Regions from separate parts of the Homo sapiens genome. Here all the other regions are linked to region 3. A link is a loop called in an ENCODE intact Hi-C map of the cell type or tissue named here. Cell type or tissue: Calu3. All regions are shown on one strand. Region 1 has its middle 97 kb from the start of CLDN1. Region 2 has its middle 16 kb from the start of CLDN1. Region 3 has its middle 8.2 kb from the start of TMEM207. Region 4 overlaps P3H2 (prolyl 3-hydroxylase 2).

Region 1 (5,000 bases), 230 kb after region 3:
TTGATGGAAAATATAAACCAAACACAAAAGATAAAGAAGCACATTAAGTGGTGAGGTAAAAATGGCACAAACTTCTAATTGTGCCCCAGTCCACCTTCTTGAGGAAGAAGATAATTGCCTATCTGGACTGCATATTCATCTTCTGAATATCAGAACACCCTAAACTGCTTGGCATTGTCCATTTAATCACTCCTAGAAGTCATTCTGACATTGGGTCCCTGGGCAGCGTGATGTAAAGTAAGACCTGGTTTTTCTGTCTAATTTCCTGATTATGTGGAGAAACAAACACACTTGGAAATCAGACCGAACTGATTGCAGCCCTAGATCCATGACTGCCGGTTGTGTGGCATGAATAAGTGAATTAACAGATCTATGCCTCAGTTAACTTATGTGTACTATGGGAAAACAATAGTTTCCTCCAGTGGATTTTGTGAGATTTAAATAAAATAGCATGGGTGAAATATCCAGTGCAGCATCCGGTAGAGTTCTATTTCCATTTTCAGTATATGAAACATGCTTACAAGCCAGCCACTATTGTTGGAAGTGTATGGTTTCTTTAGTTATACTTAAATGATATTTCTATCTGTGCCAGTGAGAGGAACTACCCAATGGGTGCTTTTCTACTTCCTGTCAGCTCCTTTGGCAAGACATTCATATCAAAAACCTGACTCTCACTATGTTCCTGCTTCTGGTCTGTGGGGAGCCAATTTGAAAGCAGAACTGATCTGACTTGCCTGGAATGTTTAAACCCATCCTGGCTTAAAAATATACCTTTCAAATGATTCCTGTAGATAATCTGTTCAATTACACATCGTCAGCAGAAGCCTAAATAATTCCTATGTTTAGTGGCAATGATACCCATTCAAATATTGGGTAAAATATTGAAATTTATCAGAAGGTAAGAGGCACAGAGAGGCTCATTATATTGCTTTACTTTGGTGTAGGTTTTAAAATTTCTGTAATAAAATGTAACAGGAAAGTTTTTTTTGTAGGATTTCAAATTGCTACTTAAGTCATTATAAAACATTAATTCCTCTTACCTTCATTACTTTGTTCAAAACATTTTGCCTCGTGTTGTCCCAACTCTTACCCTATACTCTGGCTAGAAACATGATTTACCTTCCTTCGTAAATGAGTAGCTGATTCGTCTCTAGAGCTGAGCTATGGTCCTTCACTTTAGCACAGGGCGCTGCCCATGCAAACTCTGGACTTTCCATTCAAATTCATTATTAGTCTTTGCTGTCAATGAGTTGAACCCTTTTTTTCCTGAACGCCGTGAGTCACCTCCCATAACTAGCCTTCCATAAAGGTATTTAACTTGAGTGTATAAATTGAGTCTATCTCAGGGCAACCACAATTGTATAAGGCTGTGTGCTGTGTTTCCAGGAGAATCTTTGGGTCCTTATGTCTTTCCAATAGGGTTGGTTCCACCTTCACTTTAATGTTCCTCAAGAACAAAGACAATGTGTTCTACTTCCACAATAATTTGCATAAATACATATGCAATATCTTTTGCAATATGAACCCTCAGGATGTCAATTCAGGTATTTTTCTTTTTTGTATTCTGACTTCTCTAGGAAACTAAAGTGACACATTTCAGGTAAGTAAGGCCAAGACTTAAGTGATATTGGGATCCTAAAGTCTAGACAGCTTAAATGACAAAGGCCATTTTCTAATGCCCTCCCTCTTTTTAGTCTAAGTATGTAGATTTCTTTTTATTTTCTCTAATTCCTTTAGCTACCGTTTGTTCCTATCACATTTCTCAGTGGTATCAGCTCACTACTTATGCTGCTGCTACTTTAATAGCTACTAGAAGAAAAAACTGTTAAAGACAAATGCCCAACATGAATTGCTTGTACCTCGAATGTGCTTAAAAAGTATCTGTGGAGCAAATAATTGAATTACAATCATTACAACCCTACCCTCAAATTATTATTTTTTCTTTGAGGGAAGAAGGTGAACAGCTTGTGAGATAATTAGCATTGAGGAATAGTGCTATGATGTTTAGTATTCTCATTATGGAGAGGAAAACACTCTCTTGATGGGGCAGAAAGCAGACAACTTATTCTGTAAAAAGGAGAGAAAGAAAAATAATTTTTTCAAGGTTCCAGCTATATACCTAGTCATATTCGAAAGCAAGATTTTTGTAGGACCCTGAAATCTCTAAGACTTTGGTCCTAGTAACACATGCAGAAGGGACTAGACTAGAACATCACCAAAAACACCTCAAAATATAAAATTCTGATTCTGACAATTTGGTAGTAAAAGAACACATATTTATGTGATTTTTTAATTAAGAAAGGAGAAAAGAAAAATATGAACAGATGAGAAAGAAAACAATGAAAGAAAAATAAATGACAAAAAATGATAGAGAGAAATTGTCTTCTTGGGAAAGAAAGGAAGAAAAGAAAGAAGGAAAGAAGAAAGAAGAAAGAAAGAGAGAGAGGGAGGGAGGGATGAAGGGAGGGAGGGAGGAAGGAAGGAAGGAGGGAGGGAAAAAGGGGAAACAAAACAAGAAAAAGATGTATCTGCTTGAGTGATGATTTGAGATTAGATAATTTAGTAAATTATTTTAAAATTGGGTTCATGTGGCTCCATCTATTGGTGGAAAGATTATCTTCCACCTCGTTTTCACTGAGGTCTTTCAAGTGGCAGTTGGTTCCTAAGTGACAGGTCAGGCCGTGGAACAAAGCTGAGAGAACTATATTCTTCCATGAAAATGTGTTCCACTCTGCTCTGAATAATGAGACGAACTACTTAGCTTGTAAATATTGGAGTTCTGTAAAATTACTACAGATTTTATTTTTAAGAGCTACATTAAGGACCCTCTATAGTTGAGACATGGTAATAAAAATTTAACAAGACCACACACTCCACGGGTCATATTAAAATCCAATTTTGCTATGACTACTTTGGAGTCTATTTTCAGCTATGCTGAAATATGTGACTTTTGTCCTTAAGTAGATTAGCTGGGTTGAAAATAGATAATAACCATAAATATTTACAACAAAATAATGTCTTTTATAGAATATACATCTTATGAAGCCATTTTTATTAGTTAATCCTTCTAATAGAGTAGAATTAAAGCATTGCTCTCCTCTCAATTGGATCGATGTCAAAACCAAGACAGAAAAAAGGACCTCAGACTCACTTGAATGCAAATCAGTGGCTGAGGTTCAGGGATCACATTGACATAGAGCTGGAAGATTTGCGGTTCAAGAATCAATCCCCTTAGTACTGCATAAGAATGCCTGAAATGTTTTCCTGGCATTTCGGCCTCTAAAAATTATGATGACACGTCAAGGCTTGGGTAAGTTACATCCCTTCCATCAATGTTTCTCTGCTTTTCAGAGCCAAGAAGTGCTCTTTTTCTATTCTGTATGCCAAACACATTTCACTTGTACATCTTTAAGGTCCTTTTAAAATTTATATATGATAATTATTGAGTTTATATCCATACTGTGATCTACTTGAGGACAAGTGCCACATATTTCTTTTCTTTCTTATTTTTATTTATTTATTTATTTATTTTTGGCTGTCCCTAATTTTCACTGGAATGAGGAGGGGTATAATAAACTAGCTATGTGTACAAAAATACACACTACCTGGTATCAACACTGAACATGGTAAAAACCCAAATAATTGTTTTTAGATTTATGAATTGAATTGAGTAACTGCTGATGAGTGAATAAATAAATTCATGAAGAAATAAACTCAGCAAAGTTCAAACAACAGGTCTGTACCTCCCTGGGACAAAGCTTGCTGGGACAATGAGCAATTGGAAATAATCACAGTTAATATTTTCATGGTCATACCTGTAGAAAGTTGAGAGCATAGATTCTGTAGCAAGAAACATTAAGGCTTGAACACTGGCTCTTTCATTTCTGAACTGCACAAATTCAGGTAAGCTACTTAAATTGACAAATTCTGTTTCTTAATCTGTAAAATATGATTGCAAATAGAGTTTATATAAAATTAAATAAATTAATGCATGTTAGTAATTTAGGGGGAGTGGCCAAGGTGGCCTACTGGAAGCAGCTAGTGTGTGTGGCTCTCACGGAGAGGAACAGAAAGGGCGAATAAACACAACACCTTCAACTGAAACATCCAGGTACTTGCACTGGGATTAATCACAAAAACAACTTGACCCACAGAGAATGAAGAAAAGCAAGACAGGACAATGGCCCACCTTGGAGCAACACAGAGCCAAGGGCTCTTCCCCTGCCCAGGGAAGCAGCAACCAGGAAACCATGCTTCTCTCACAGATTTTTGCAACCCTCTGGTCAGGAGATCCCCTTGGACACTCATTCCACCAGGGCCTTCAGTCTTCAGTCTGACGGACAGAGCTACTGGGAGTCTCAGCAGAGCAGCCACCCAGGCATGTGTGGAGACCCGGGAGCTTTAGATACTTGGGCTTTCCTGCAAAAATAGCTGCAGCTCTGGCAAAGTAGGATATTAGACTCCTGTACATACCCCTAGGAAGGAGCTGAGCAGCAGCAGCTCACAGGACACACTTTAGGGCACCTCAGAAGATAAGACCCACTGGCTTGGAATTCTAGCCAACTACTGGTAGCAGTGTTGCACCTCCCTAAGAAGGATCTCCCAGCAGGAGGGACAGCTGCCACCTTTGATGTTTGGGTGCCTTAGCCATTCCAGCCTTCTGGCTTTGGAGAGTCTGAGCCAACCCAGGGAGAAAGGGATCCCTCAGCACAGCACAGCACTGCTGTGCTACCAAAATGTGGCCAGACTGCTGCTTTAAGCAGGTGTCTGGTCCTATTCCTCGTTGCTGGACAGGGCCTCCCAACTGGGGCCTCCAGCCACCCCTACCCAAGCTCTCCAGCTTACAGCAACCTGAATTCCGCCTAGGACAATGCTCCCAGAGGTAGGGGTGGGCCACGATCTTTGCTATTTTGGTGATTTGCCCATTCTAGCCTTTGGGCTTCGGAGTGTCTGAGGCAACCAGAAGCTGAAGTGAATCCCCAGCACAGCAAAGATGCTCT
Region 2 (5,000 bases), 120 kb after region 3:
GTGTTGAGCCTGCAAGTGCACAGAAGTCAAGACTTGGGATTTGGGAGCCTCTGCCTAGATTTCAGAGGATGTATGGAAACACCTTGATATCCAGGCAGAAGTTTGCTACAGGGGTGGGGTCCTTATAGAGAACCTCTGCTAGGGCAGTGTGGAAGAGAAATGTGGGGTTGGAGCCCCCACATAGAGTCCCTACTGGGGCACCACCTAGTCGAACTGTGAAAAGAGGGCCATCATCCTCTAGACCCCATAATGGTAGATCCACTGACGGCTTGCACTGTGTACCTGGAAAAGCTGCAGACACTCAATGTCATGCCAGCCCATGAAAGCAGCTGGAGGAAAAGCTCTACCCTGCAAAGCCACAAGGGCAGAGCTGCCCAAGACCATGGGAACCCACCTCTTGCATCAGCATGACCTGGTCGTGAGACCTGGAGTCAAAGGAAATCATTTTGGAGCTTTAAGATTTGACTGCCCTGCTGGATTTCCGACTTGCATGGGGCCTGTAACCCCTTTGTTTTGGCCAATTTCTCCCATTTGGAATGGCTATATTTACCCAATTCCTGTACCCCCATTGTATCTAGGAAGTAACTAACTTGATTTTGATTTTACACAGGCTCATAGACAGAAGGGGCTTGCCTTGTCTCAGATGAGATTTTGGACTTTTGAGTTAATGCTGAAATGAGTTAAGATGTTGGGGGACTGTTGGGAAGGCATGATTGGTTTTGAAATGTTAGAACAAGATTAGGAGTCGCTAGGGGCAGAATGATATGGTTTGGTTGTGTCCCCACCCAAATCTCATCTTGATTTGTAACTCCCACGATTCCCACGTGTTGTGGGATGGACCTGGTAGCAGGTAATTGAATCATGGGTGGGAGGTCTTTCCTGTGCTACCCTCTCATGTTAGTGAGTAAGACTCATGAGATTTGATGGTTTTAAAAATGGGAGTTCCCCTGCACAAGCTCTTGTCTGCCACCACGTGAGACATTCCTTTCATCTCTGCCATGACTGTGATTGTGAGGCCTCCCCGCTGCATGGAACTGTAAGTCTAATAAACCTCTTTCTTTTGTAAATTGCCCAGTCTCAGGTATGTTTTCATCAGCAGGATGAAAATGGACTAATACAGTAGGCATCCTTGTCTTATACCAGATCTCAGAGGAAATGCTGTCAGTTTCTTCCCATTGTTTATGTTAGCTGTGGGTTTTCCATAAATAGCCCTTATTACATTGAGGAACTTTCCTTCTATACCTAAAGTGTTAGAAGTTTTTATCAAGAAAGGATGTTAAACTTTGTCAAATACTTTTTCTTTGTCAATAGATATGATCATGTGGCTTTTTGACTTTATGTCTGTTAATATGATATATCACCAACTGATTTGTTTATATTAAACCAACCTTTTATTCCAGGGATAAATCTCACTTGATTATGATGTATAATCTTTCTGATATGCTGTTGAATTTGATTTGCTAATATTTAACTGCTGACTTTTGTGTCAGTGTTCATTGGAAATATTGTCCTATAGTTTTTCTTGATTTCACACCCTTTTGCTTATAATTCTAGTATAATATTTATTTTTTGACTTTTATAACAACTACCAAGATAGTCATTATTCACTATTAAGACTACAAGCTCCGCAGGAGTAGTAGTAATTTTTTTTACATATGTGGTAAAACAATAATTGTTTAATGAGTTTTTAAGGCAGTATATGTGGTTTCAATTCTTGCAGGAGGTTAGGACATATTAATCCTTAAATCAATTTTACTGCTGACCTATCTTACAAGTTTACCTAATGTATGCTATTTCCAATGATCATTAAACTTCTAGCCCTTTTCAATTATTTTCTAGACTATTACCATAATCTATGAAATTATATTTTTGCAACTAGACTTGCCTCTCATACATTGTCTCCTCAACACTGCTGCCAGATTGAGCTTTCTAAATGTGAATCTAATCACATCACTCCCTGCTTGCTTCTGCTTCATTAGTCAGGATTGTGACAGGAAACCAATGTCACACACAAATGAAGAATAATGTATACACAGGAAATGACCACTAGGTGAGACTGTGGTTCTCCATAGAGAAACCCAGCCATTGCCACATGTAATTGAGTTAGGCCCAGAAGCCTAGAAGCAGAGTATTAGACAGAGAGTCTTGTGCAGGTGATTTCTAGAAGGAATACACTTAGAAGTCTTTAAGGAAGCAAGAAGAGCAGGAAAAGATGAAGGATGGGTAGAGTTAGGCAATAATATGATTTCAGAAGTTTAGTCTCAATCTAATCCCCTAGTTAGCTCTCTAGAACATAGATTATAATCAGATAATTTTCTTGGCCAGAGAAAAGAGAGCTGCACTGTCTTATCCCTGCACTTGTCAGTCTTTGGAGAGAGAACAGTGTAACTTCTCAGGCATTTCTGGGTGAGGTAGCTTCAATCAGCTGAGGACAACCCTACAGTGAAATGTGCTAACTTGAGCAGTTATCAGCCAAGACCTGCAGGGGTATGAGTGTACCAGCCCAGTCAAGGAGATCTGGAGAAGTGCCAAGAGCCACTTCCAAGTCTGCCACTCACACTTCTCAAATCCATTCACTTCTCACAATAAGTTCTTCCTATCTGGTCTTAGCTTCTTCAGAATTTGAGTTGGTCTCAATTTCTAGGAAAACTTGTAAGAGGAGCATTTGTAGGATGAATTACAGCCTTCTTTGCTGCAATTGATCTCAAGGCTGTCAATAATACACATTATCCCTGTCAGCTACAATTATAGATTCCTTTTACACTCAGCTAGGACTTCAGTTCATCTAGGTGGCTTGTCTGGTGGGATGTCTCAGACACTCATCCCTGAGAGCCTTGATTCCCTAGTTACCACGCACTTGCCAGGCAATAATTGCTGTACTTGTCAATTTATAATTAAACTTGGGCATGAGGGTACCAAGAGATAACCTGCAGTTCACGTAGGTATGAAAAGTATTTCTCCATGCCCCTATTAAGTAACAGCAGCCCTTTTCCTTAGGTAATCAGGCTAAAATACGCCACTACACATTCAAATATCCTAGTGTACACAATCTTGGCAGTATAATAATTCCTTTTCTTGCTTGTTGGTCCACTTGAAGAACTAGAAGTGATCATGTATCAGCTGTATCTTTAAGTTCTATGAGACTCTTGTGTCCCTGAGTGAAAGCATATCTTCTCTGGGACCTCTGGATCCACAGGCTCTAAAATTGAGTAGACAGGCAATACAACATCTCCTAGTCAATTCTTGGAGTGGCGGTGAAGTAGGGCTACTATTTCCTCCGTCTTTTGGTTACTGAACTCATGTACTCTACCTACTGGGCACCCTGGCACCATGTAATGGCTGTTGGTTTAGGATGAATGTACATCTTTCTGAAGTATAGTGTCTCCATCTACAGGCATCATCTTCAAGATGGTACTACAGCTATACATTAAAAGGGGCTTTCCTATGCTCTATAGGGTCAGCTGCCACTAATTGATTCAATGTATCATAGGATCAGGGGATATCTTTGCCATGTTCCCACTACCAGGCTTCCTTTGCCATAAAGGGGTTCTCTTGATCTGAAGTGATATTGTATGAGATGCTATCCAATATCTCTCTCTGTGAGCCTTTCTGTATAATGCTGACAGAAATACTACTGGTAGAAAAGGCAAACACATCCTAGGAATGTGTGTCACTACTACTCAGGATTAATTGTTGCTTTTGTCAGGATGAGAGCAGTCCAGTTTTATCAGCTTGCCACCAAAATGTCTGGCTGGTTTTGTCAAAGAATATTATCATATAAGGAGCTCAGCACAGAAATGTGTTGGTTGATAGGTTGGATATGGCATCGGGTATATGAGCTTTGGTGAGAGGAGAACGCATTCTTATCGTCCACATATTGTCTCCATCTATGCTGCCATGACTACTACATTCGTGAGACCTTTCAGCTAGCTAAGTTTCTTCTTATCTATTGGGCCATTCTCCACACTTGGTTGCTTTGTGTCTCTAACTTGATGAGGGTTAACACGTAATGGTGAGTTCTTCTTAGTTTCTGCCCATTTCCATATGTTCATCCACATGCTTCTTTCTTGGATCTTCTTGTCACTAATATGAAAACATTGCTTTGTTCAGGCCAAGCTATCCACCAATGACCATGTGTATAGCGTTCTTTTAAGCCATTTGTCACTCAACAAAATTGGATTACAAGTAACACTAACCCAAATCCTGCCTCCTGTTTGTATTTTCCCATGAATACTGTCTTCCAGGACTTACCAAGTGGGGCTATATTACAACAGCAGTCCATTGTCCACACCAACATACTGAGATGAACAATCCATGGACCAAGCCTGTGTTGTTTTCTTCCTCTATTAGCTGCTCATAAGGATTCTCCCATGAGGTTACAAGTGTGAGCTGATTGAGTGGTGTCAGGTGAGACTGTGCTGGTGACAAAGAAGTCTGGAATATTTGTTCATCCAGCTTACATATGCCCTTTGGATATTTTAAGGGTGATCCATTCTGTAACACTTCTATTTTATAAATAATTGCTGTTGGGGCTGCTGTAGTTTATTACTTGGACTGCCAGCGTCCAGTTCTTGGCGAACAGCTTTTGTCTCATGTCTTGATGCAACTGCATTTTAAATCACATGCTCTGCTGCAGATGGCATGGCCTTGCTCCACAATCTCAGCAGCCTGTTATGAAACCCTTCTGTTGGGGCTTGTCAGAGACTCCACACAAAACCTTTATCTCCTAGAGATAACTTTTATGCAACTATAGGATCTGTTGGGCCACATAAGCCATGTGGTAGGACAGCTTGTGCTATATGGCCTGAACATGCCCTTTCTTGCTCAGGGCCTCACTGAAAACGGGGAACTTTCCACAGCACTTGCTAAATCATTCATTGTAGTATTCCCAAGTGTTGTATGTGCTGTGTTTTACTTCTTTTTTAATGGTAGTATACAAAAGATGCCATAACTTTGCCCTTTACCTTGGAAGGGATGTTCGAGTATGCACCAGACCACTG
Region 3 (5,000 bases):
CACAGTATGGATGAACCTTGAACACATCATGTGAAGCAAAAGAAGGCTTTAAGTAGAATATATTTTAGTATTCATTGCTAAATGGTTTTGCAAAGATTTTCCTATTTTGCATATATAACACAAATGAAATCATACAATATGCGATCCCAGAGATCACATATTGTATGAATTCATTTGCGTTATATATGCAAAACAGGAAAATCTATGGTGATAGAAAGTAGTTTAGTAGCATTTAGGGATGGGGAGGATAGACAGTTGGGAGGGCGGATGATAGCTAAAGGGTACAGGGTTTCTTTTGGGGATGATAAAAATATTCCAAAATGATGATGTAGCACAGCTCTGAGAATATATTAAAATCATTGAATTGTACACTTTAAATGGTAACTAGTATGATACCTGAATTATATACATCTCCGTAAAGTTGTTACTAAAAATAAGATCGTATGTTAAGACCAATTCCTATCTTAAGAAAGCAAGGAGGTAGAATTTGTGTGTTGTGGGGATGAGAGCAGGCAATGAGAATGATGGTCTAAAGGGGTAACCATGTTTCTTCTTTGAGTGATGGGTGGATAGAGATGATGTATTCAAGTTGAGGATAGATTTAGCTGGAAGGATATGTGAAACTTCCAAGTAGCTATGTCTGTGAGACAGTTAAATACACAGGTCTTCAGTTCAAAACTTTTTTTTATCTAGAGATATAAATCTAGAAACATTTAGCATACTAACAGTAGCTGAAGATAAAGGGCAGAATGAAGTCATCTAGTGTATCTTTAGAGAACATGGCAAAAGGATAAGCTACTGGGAACATCGATGGTAAAGGGGTTGGTTAGTAAAAGAAAAAGAATCAAAAGAAAATGAAAGAAAATCTGAGATGCAGGAAGAAAACCAGAAGACAGAAATGTCTCAGAAACTCGAAGAGGAGAAAATTGAAAAGATGAAATAGCCAACATTTTCAAATGTCAATTTGGGATGACCACATTTTAGGTGTAGCAACTAAAGTGTTTAATCCAGAGAAGTGAAGATGATAGGATAGAAGCAGAAATAAGTGCAGAGTTTGTTACCTGATATCTGAAGACTAATCATATATAAACTGGAATAGATTTGTCTTTTTGTGGCTCTAAATGCCAGAAACAACATATCCATTTCCTCAGTCGCTCCTTGTTTCTTTGTGGTGAAAACACTTAAAATCCATTATTTTAGCTATTTTGAAATATACAATACTTTATTAGCTGTACACCTCATATGGTGTAACAAATTACCAGAGCCCATTTCTCCTTTGTACCCTTCGCCAACATCTCCCCTTTCTTCATCCATGTCCCCAACCACAATTTCACTTGATAATTCCAAATTAAATAAGACAACATTTATTAAAAATACTTTAAAAATCCAGAATTAAAACCAATGTGTGGGAAAAAATTCAGTTCCATTAAGGAAGAAAAGTTATGTATTTTGTGAGAATTACCCAAAGATAAAATCAACTGCTCCAGTGGGTTTTTCGTACTAGAGTGATAAAAGTGTCCATGTTCAAAGATATGATATATCTATCATCATCATCTAGAAGTCCTTAATAAATAGCAGGTTGAATCATATATAATTGAGAGTATTAAATCATTTTAACCAACAAAATATAATTTTATATGGTTCAATCTAATAATTACTGAATGAACAAAGGAATAAATGAATATTAAATTAGGAAGTCCTTTTAATTTTCAGTAGATAAAAATATAACTCCTTTAAAAAACAGTTTTAGCAGGACAAAAAAAAATAAAAACACAAATTTACTACAGCGCTTGCCAGAAAAAAATAACCTTTTCTTTCACTGTGTGCTAAACATTTTTGAAGAGGTCTAAAGCAGTTAGTTAAGTATTGCGTGTACATTTATTTACTCGAGTAGATTTACTCAGAAACATTATATTGAAAATCCATTGTGCCTTTTATATACTGATAAGCAAAATTGTTATTTTACTATTTATTATTATTATGAATAATGCCAAAAATGAAAAAAGCTACCTAAAAAAGTGACAGAAAATGTAATAGCAAGATATTTTTTCATTTAAAAGGAAAAGGCCTTATCCTTTAATTCAGCTTATATAACTTATATGATTCAATATTTGTTGTTTTTTGTCATCTTTGCAAAAGAATCTTAAGCTTCACAGAAAGAAAGGAGTGGCTAGTTTAAAAATTTTTTCAAGATTCCAAGTTACTCTGAATATAATTTTCTTATGTTGTTGTCAGGGAGGCATGAATGTCACCACAAGTGCAATTTTTTGTTCTTATTTTGATTTCCATTAACTAAGTTTTCCCTTTTCAGCCACTTAGTGTCACCCTATCACAACCGAAATTACAGCCTAAATTACAGAGACAAAGTGCTCCTGTCCTCAGCCATAGTGGAATGCAGACTCCACGGAGCAGAAATTCTCCCTAGGGCATTCACTGGTCAATCTTTCCTTTTCCTTTACATTCCTCATTCAAGGGAATTGCTGGCAAAATTATGTGATGGGAAAATGAATATTTGGTTTCCTTGACATTTTGGTACATTTACAGCCTAAATTACTTTCATCATACTGTTAAAAATCTGATCAATTATTAACATGTTTAACACCTAAATAAAAACTAAGTAAAGACATGATTAATTATTAATAATATGCTGAAGTACATGCAACCATTTTTTGGTTTAGATGTTAATAGTAGCAAGCACGTCACTTGACATTTTCTCCAGCCAGAACGATCTCTCAATGAGATACTAATCATGGTGTCACCTTGCTTAAAAATCCTCGAAGCAATTTCGTTTCCTGAAGGGAAAGAGTTGTGCAGTCTCCTTATTCCGATAATCAAACCTCCACGGTATGTCCCTGCATTCCTGTTTCTAGCTTCATTGAACTCCCCTGTTGCCATACCCCAAGGATACCTTACACATTCTTGACTCTGTACCTTTGCTCATCTGTTATCTGCCGTCTAAGATGCTCATAACATTCACTTTTCTTTTATGCATACTTAATGATTTATCTCTAATAATGTCTCCTCCATGAAACTTGCTATGAAATAGACACAAGGTTATAACACAAAGAATTCAGAGTCAGAAAGTTTCCTCATCCTCCAGTTAATATTTTATAAGTGTGGAGAAATGTTTCTATAATCCAAATTCCCCATGGTATAAATTTCTTCTCGTGTCTCATTATCTAACACTGGACACACCTAAACTAATACCATGCCGAAACTAATTGTTAACAAAGTGAATGAATGTATAACACAAATGGTTGAGCCTTCCATGGGGATAAAACCTACGCTACATGGAAGAGGAGTAAATAGTTCAATAAAACCACTGCTATAAGAAAAGAGGAATCGATTTTGATTAGGCAGTCATTATTGGTTTTAGCGCTTTCCAATGCAAAACTAATTGCTATCTCCTTAAATCCAAATTGCATTTTCTTTACACTGTTATTAAAGAAATCATATTCCAGTCTCCTGTGTGTCTGACATGAGAAACAGACTTGAGACTTCATCTCTGTATCCTCAGTATCGGGCACACAGTGAATACCAACAAAGGTCTGTGGAAGCAAATGCCATCAGGTGTATTCCTGAATAACAGAATGATGACTCTGTATGTACTTCATGTCTAGACAGCAATACATTGAAGTTAAAGGGAGAAGAGGAGCATTTGTGTACACATGCTGCTGGCAGGCATGGTAGTTTCTTTTTCCAATTCCTCTTCTCTCACTTCCTAGCTATATGAATGTTGGCAAGGTACACAAGTTCTATTGTTTTACCATCTCCATCTGTAAAATGGAATGACTTTACATGAAAATAAGTTATGGTAAGGCTTAAGCAATCACTAATTGTAGATTGCTTAGCCCAGTGTCAGAGACTTGGTAAATAGTATCTACAGTTAGTACAATCTGCTTAGATCAGAAAATTCTGGCTATTTTGGTCAGTGTGATATGTGGAAATAAAAGAAGCTTCCAGGAGCTTGTATTCTCTCCACAAACCAAACAGAGCCAATTTTCATAGTGATGGATAGGCCTAACAAGTCACATTTGTCCTTTACTAACTGTCATGGAAACAGCAAAATTGATAAATTCTGAATTCTCTCATCACTTCTTCTGGATTTAAAACAACAAAGCGAACAGCTCAAAAAGCATTCTTGATTATTATTTTTAATATAATACTGACTCTAATATTTATGTACAAACTGAGAAAACTTGGCAGCCCAAAATGAAAGTAGGAAGGGAGGTATGTAAAGTGAGATATAAAAGAAGAACTAAGAGTATTTATTCTTCATGCATTCACAAAGGTTTGGGTAATACTTTGCATAACCAATTTTGAAAGTTAGAATTCTAAACTTTTAATATTTTACAATGAAGAAAAATCCGGTAAAATGTGTGAAAGGAACTATGGAATAGAGTTTAATATCTGCCACACTGTATTTAGTAGACCGGTAAATTCACCTATTAAACAACTGCAATGTTTATTCAATGATTTTAAAAGCAAACCAGAATTTGCAATTTATCAGGAATTCGATAATGTTGTCAGTTAATAAAACAACTCCTACCCTTACACACATCTAACCTAAGCATGGTTTGTCAATTATTACCATAAACAGTGCCACTTATAGCAAATGTTTAACTCCAAGTTATGTCAAAGCACTTTTCAGAGTGATATAATTTGTGTTAAATTTGCAAAGGACTACATTTAATGGTCCATTTCAGACATGGCCTCTTAGTTGCTGGTACAATCTAGTAATGAATGTAGAACAAACCAATGTCAAGTTTTCTGTTCAAAATGCTGTAGAGATACTATTTCCCCAACCTGGCCTTAGATTCATCTACCGACTGAGCCTATGTAGCAACATTGATTCTCTTCTCTCCCCTTCATATTTTTCTGGTTGACAGTTTCTTATATTCACATGACATTAGCTTAATCAGTAAAATTCTAGCAAAAGTGACCTAAGCAGCTTACTTTCTAGTTAGCCAACTGTTATGATGATTTTTAACCAGCCTCTA
Region 4 (5,000 bases), 500 kb after region 3:
CTGGGAAACAATAGTGTAAAGGAAATGAAATATCATACAGAATTATGACTTTTAAAAATGTTTGTATTGTGAAAAGCACATAAACCATGAATGTACAATTTAAAAATTAGAAAGCGTATACGCTCATGTAACCACTACCTAGATCAATAACAACTTTTCCAGCACTGCAGATGTCCTGTTTGTTTGTTTGTTAATTACACAAGTATGGAATGGACACCTACCTTGTATCCGGATGCTTTGCTAGTGCAAAAGCTACAGAAATGAATTATGAGAGGAAAACTTTGCCTTCTTTGAATTTGCAGGCTATCATATATATAGCATGTATTGAATGATTACTATGTATGTGGACTTTGCTACACGTTTTACTTGAACATCTTTTTATTTTCTGAGGTATATATTATTTTGACCTTACCTTTGTTTTACGGGTGAGAAAATTGAGATAATTTACATCATCTTCAATCCCAGGATTCCTTTATTCTTCGCCTCAGGCCTTAACTCAAATAATCTCATAGCCAGAGAAGCAGGAGTTGTGGAAATGTTTATGATACAACAATTGAAAGTCTAATTTTTGCTTTCTTTCTCAGGCCTCTATAAAACCAAAATGTGGGCGCATGATCAGCTTCTCATCTGGAGGAGAGAACCCTCATGGGGTGAAGGCAGTCACCAAGGGAAAGAGGTGTGCTGTGGCTCTGTGGTTCACCTTGGACCCACTTTATAGAGAATTGGTGAGTTTCTCACCCGCCCAGAAAGCCAATTAGGCTTGCTTCATGAACTGCTTTATCTGAGAAGTCCTTTAAATTGCTTCGTCTGAGGAAAAGAAGAGGGTAAAGGCAGTTCTTAATCAGATATGTTCTAGTAAGTGAAGATGTTTGTAGAAATAGCTGTGTCAATGATATTTGATAGTCACTAATCTGTCTTGAGCTTATTAACAAATTGTAAGGCTGGGCGTGGTGGCTCACTCCTATAACCCCAGAACTTTGGGAGGCCGAGGTGGGCAGATCACTTGAGGTCGGGAGTTCGAGACCAGCCTGATCAACATGCTGAAACCCCATCTCTACTAAAAATACAAAATTAGCTGGATGTGGTGGCATGCGCCTGTAGTTCCAGTTACTCGGGAAGCTGAGGCAGGAGAATCGCTTGAACCTGGGAGGCGTAAATTGCAGTAAGCCGAGATCGCACCACTGCACTTCAGCCTGGGCAACAGGGCAAGACTCTGTCTCAAAACAAAAACAAAAACCAAAACAACTCTGTGGCATCAGGGAGGAATCACTTTTTATTGGTCACCCAGAAGACGGATTTGTTTTCTCGCAAATCATAAGAAATAGTATTGAATCATTTATGAAACGTATTTGAAAGAGGGCAAGGAAACCTAAAAGATTATTATTACTTATTACTGTTATTACATTAAGTATTTCAATATTATTATATGCAAACTAGCTGAGGACACTTAGCTAGGAGGAGACCATGATCTCATCGTTTTGGAAGCCCGTGGGCAGATGTCATAGTCTCCACCTGTGGAGCTGCAGCGGTATGAATTAAGACCAATGGGTAGAAGCCCTGGAGGGAAAATTTGGGCTCCACACAAGGAATAACTTTCAAATAGTCACCACAGTTTGGCAGAATTGTCTGCTTTGGAAGCACTGATTGGATGGCTCCAATCAAAGCCCAGGCAACTGCTTAGCATGGAACGCTGAAATGGAATCTAAAACATCGTAGCAGAGGCTTAACTGGATGACCTCCAAATCTTCTCCAGCCCTAAGTATTGATGAAGCTATGAAATTCTATTCTTAAAACTGGCATTCTATCCAGTTTTCCTTGTTAGGTTCCTAAGTTGAATCCAATTTCATCAGAAACTATTTAAAAATAATGCGTTTTTCTCATATACTTTTCACCATCAAATCTAACTTACAAAGTGTTTCCCCACATTCCCTAAGCCATTCTTTCACATATTTTACAAAAGACCTATTGTGACCTTTTATTGTACAGAAGAGCTATTATTATCTGCCTTGGAAACTCTGCTAGATAGGCCCTAGGGGTAGAAGGGTGAACAGAACAAGGTCCTGGACTATGAGGAGCTTGGACAGAACAGCTAGTAAATACGCTGTAAGAAGAGAACAGTATATGTTTTGTAGCAGGGAATCAAGGAAGACTTCTATAAGCTCAGACCTAGAAGCAAAGACGATAGCCAGGCATAGAAAAAATGGCCCTGGCTGGGCGTGGTGGCTCACGCCTATAATCCCTGCACTTTTGGAGGCCTAGGTGGGTGGATCACCTGAGGTCAGGAGTTGGAGACCAGCCTGGCCAACATGGTGAAACCCCATCTCTACTAAAAATACAAAAATTAGCCTGGCGTGGTGGCACGCACCTGTAATCCCAGCTGCTCGGGAGCCTGAGGCAGGGGAATCGCTTGAACCCAGGAGGTGGAGGCTGCAGTTGCAGTGAGCTGAGATCACTCCACCACACTGTAACCTGGGCGACAAGAGTGAGACTCTGTCTTAAAAAAAAAAAAAAAAAAAAAAAAGAAGAAGAAGAAAAAGAAAGAAAGGCCCTGACAAAAGGACCAGAGCACAGAGTCCTGAAAACCTCAAGGGAGCAGCAAACAATTGCCTTCCCCTATCATTACTTTATATCCTGGTATTTTCCATCTCCAAAATGTTAGCATTCCATCAAAGCATTTTTTTTTAAACTAAGGAACCTATGTCAATGGGTAGACAGTGAAGATAAAATTATTGAAATATTACCTCACTATTCTAGTATTCAATTCAGCAGACATTTAATCTATTTCATCATTCAGTATCCAAACTCCCTTTTCCAAGGTATTGTTCTCTCAAAATAAGCTAACACAAAGTAAGTTCTCTTTGCTCCTTTGTAATAGGAAACATCAACGCCAGCGTCCCTTCCTCTGATGGAAAAGTACTAGAAAACCTCTCCAGTCTTCAGGCCGTAGCGGCATCTAGTGGCCACAGTGGGAAATGACCAGAACTTTTTCCTCAGCTAAATTAGCCCAGGCTGTGAATCATTCTTTGCTACACGTGGAGATCATCTATTGATCGTTACAAACTACTAACATCTGTGTTTCAGGAGTTTTAAGAGCTCCCCAGGTGATTCTAACGTGCAGCAGCAGAGTTTGGGAGTTCCTGGCCTAGACGTCTTTTTGCAGATTGAATCTCAGAAAAAAAAAATGCCTACCTATGAACAAGTCATTAGAGCTGGCCGATTCTCATGCTTATTATGAATTACTTTAAAGGGTCTCAGTTCTCAAGGAGTATTTAGCAACATCCTTTTAAGGATGCAAGGATGTTCGAAGCTTCATATATATTGGTTCCAGCTCTTGAATTTCTTTCCCTTAATGAGAAACAAGATTACAATCATTTCTTGTGGTCAACAGATGTGAAAGCTTTGTATGTGTGTCGATTTGTTAAGTATCAGGATTGTTTTCCTTGGCCGGGCACGGTGGCTCAGTCCTGTAATCCTAGCACTTGGGGAGGCCGAGGCGGGCAGATCACCTGAGGTCAGGGGTTCGAAACCAGCCTGGCCAACATGGCGAAACCCCGTCTCTACTAAAATTACAAAAATTAGCCAGGCATGGTGGCATATGCCTGTAATCCCAGCTACTGGGGAGGCTGAGGCAGGAGAATCACTTGAATCCAGGAGGTGGAGGTTGCTGTAACCCGAGATCGCACCACTGCACTCCAACCTGGGCAACAGAGTGAGACTCTGTCTTGAAAAAAAAAAAAAAGATTGTTTTCCTTATATTTGTAAAGTAGTACTTGGGCTTTTTATTTAGATGTGGCAGCAACTTAATTTTCTGTTATTTAGTATATCTAGTCCTTTTAGTTGCCTTTTTGTAAACATTTTTTATTACAAGCTCTTGCATGAAAGGGGCTTTGTTTTCAATTCATAAAATAGTTATTTATTTAACTTACTGTGCGCAGGCACTGTGTTAAAGACCGCCTATGGGGAATGCACACTAGTAGGATATAATTCCTATTTTCAAGGAGCTTGAAGTCAAATTGGAGAAATAATACAAGGACCCAACTAATTAAACCACAAGGCAAGTTTTGGTAAGAATCCTTAGCAGCAAATGCGTGGTTTGAGGGATATCAAAAAGCAATCCAAAAAGGCTTCTTTGAGGAGATGGCATTTGAAAAAAAGCTTTAAAAGATCAATTTCTTTAGGGAGAGGCATTTTAGACAGAGAAAGGCTTCATCCATTTACACATTTACTCATCAAAGAAAATAGAACTCTTGCCACATGTCAGTGGCTTTTCTGAGCACTGAAAATACAGTAGTGACCAAGAAGATAAGATGCCCTGCTCTTCTGGAGCTTACATTCTAGTGGAAGGAAACAGATCCCAAAAAAGTAAAAAATAAATAAATAATCGAGAGATTTTTCACACGGTGACCAATGATGTGTGGAAAATGGAACAAGACAACTGATTCTGGAGTGAAAGGGTAGGAGCGGCAAATTGTGAGGCCTCGCCAAACAAGTGGCATGTGAGCTGAAACCTAATAAATTAGAAGTCCACTAGGATAAATGTCTGGAGGAGAGTATTCCAGGCAGAGGACAAGCTGCAAAGGCCCAGAGACAATAAGATGTTTGGAGTCACCAAGAAACAAAGAAAGCCAGAGCATCTGGAATATGGCAGACAAGAGGGAGAGTGGCTTCAGTAGAGGACGTGGAGGCGGCAGGAGTCGGATTCCACAGGCTGATTGGGAAATGCGAATTGTATTCTAACTAGTGGAAAGTCATGTAGTCCCCACACCCCAACACACACACACACACACACACACACACACACACACACACACACACACACACATATCTCCTCCAGTCCTGGAGAGTTACAGGATACAGAAGATTACTTTAGCTAACATGTGGTCTTGGACTGGAGTAGTAATAGAGAAGGTAAAAAGAGATGGAAGATTTGAGATACAATTTGGAGGTAGACCAGCTGCACCTGCTGATGGATTAATGTGAGGAATAAAAGAAAGCGTAGA

Evidence for each region. Peaks named below come from ENCODE experiments on the same cell type or tissue, not always from the same donor. Only the 100,000 strongest peaks of a DNase experiment are listed, where the experiment ranks them.
Region 1: a loop joins it to region 3, with 2.7 times the contacts of the local background. A loop is called at or near these places in 9 of 110 quality-filtered maps.
Region 2: a loop joins it to region 3, with 9 times the contacts of the local background. A loop is called at or near these places in 2 of 110 quality-filtered maps.
Region 4: a loop joins it to region 3, with 4 times the contacts of the local background. A loop is called at or near these places in 10 of 110 quality-filtered maps.

The regions. Positions count from the first base shown.
Region 1 is chr3:190,222,910-190,227,909 of GRCh38, reverse strand. No RefSeq gene overlaps it. Among named protein-coding and RNA genes, the nearest start is that of CLDN1, 97 kb to the left of the region's middle. In Calu3, a CTCF peak has its summit at 2,608 (motif pointing left); a DNase peak (open chromatin) is centred at 2,649.
Region 2 is chr3:190,336,387-190,341,386 of GRCh38, reverse strand. It overlaps a transcript of CLDN16 not described here. Among named protein-coding and RNA genes, the nearest start is that of CLDN1, 16 kb to the right of the region's middle. In Calu3, a CTCF peak has its summit at 2,028; DNase peaks (open chromatin) are centred at 2,053 and 2,506.
Region 3 is chr3:190,455,610-190,460,609 of GRCh38, reverse strand. No RefSeq gene overlaps it. Among named protein-coding and RNA genes, the nearest start is that of TMEM207, 8.2 kb to the right of the region's middle. In Calu3, no CTCF peak of the experiment used is centred here; a DNase peak (open chromatin) is centred at 2,379.
Region 4 is chr3:189,959,683-189,964,682 of GRCh38, reverse strand. It overlaps P3H2 (prolyl 3-hydroxylase 2), which reads left to right. Exons shown (of 15, transcript NM_018192.4): 14 at 585-725. Among named protein-coding and RNA genes, the nearest start is that of MIR944, 130 kb to the right of the region's middle. In Calu3, a CTCF peak has its summit at 2,929 (motif pointing left); a DNase peak (open chromatin) is centred at 2,952.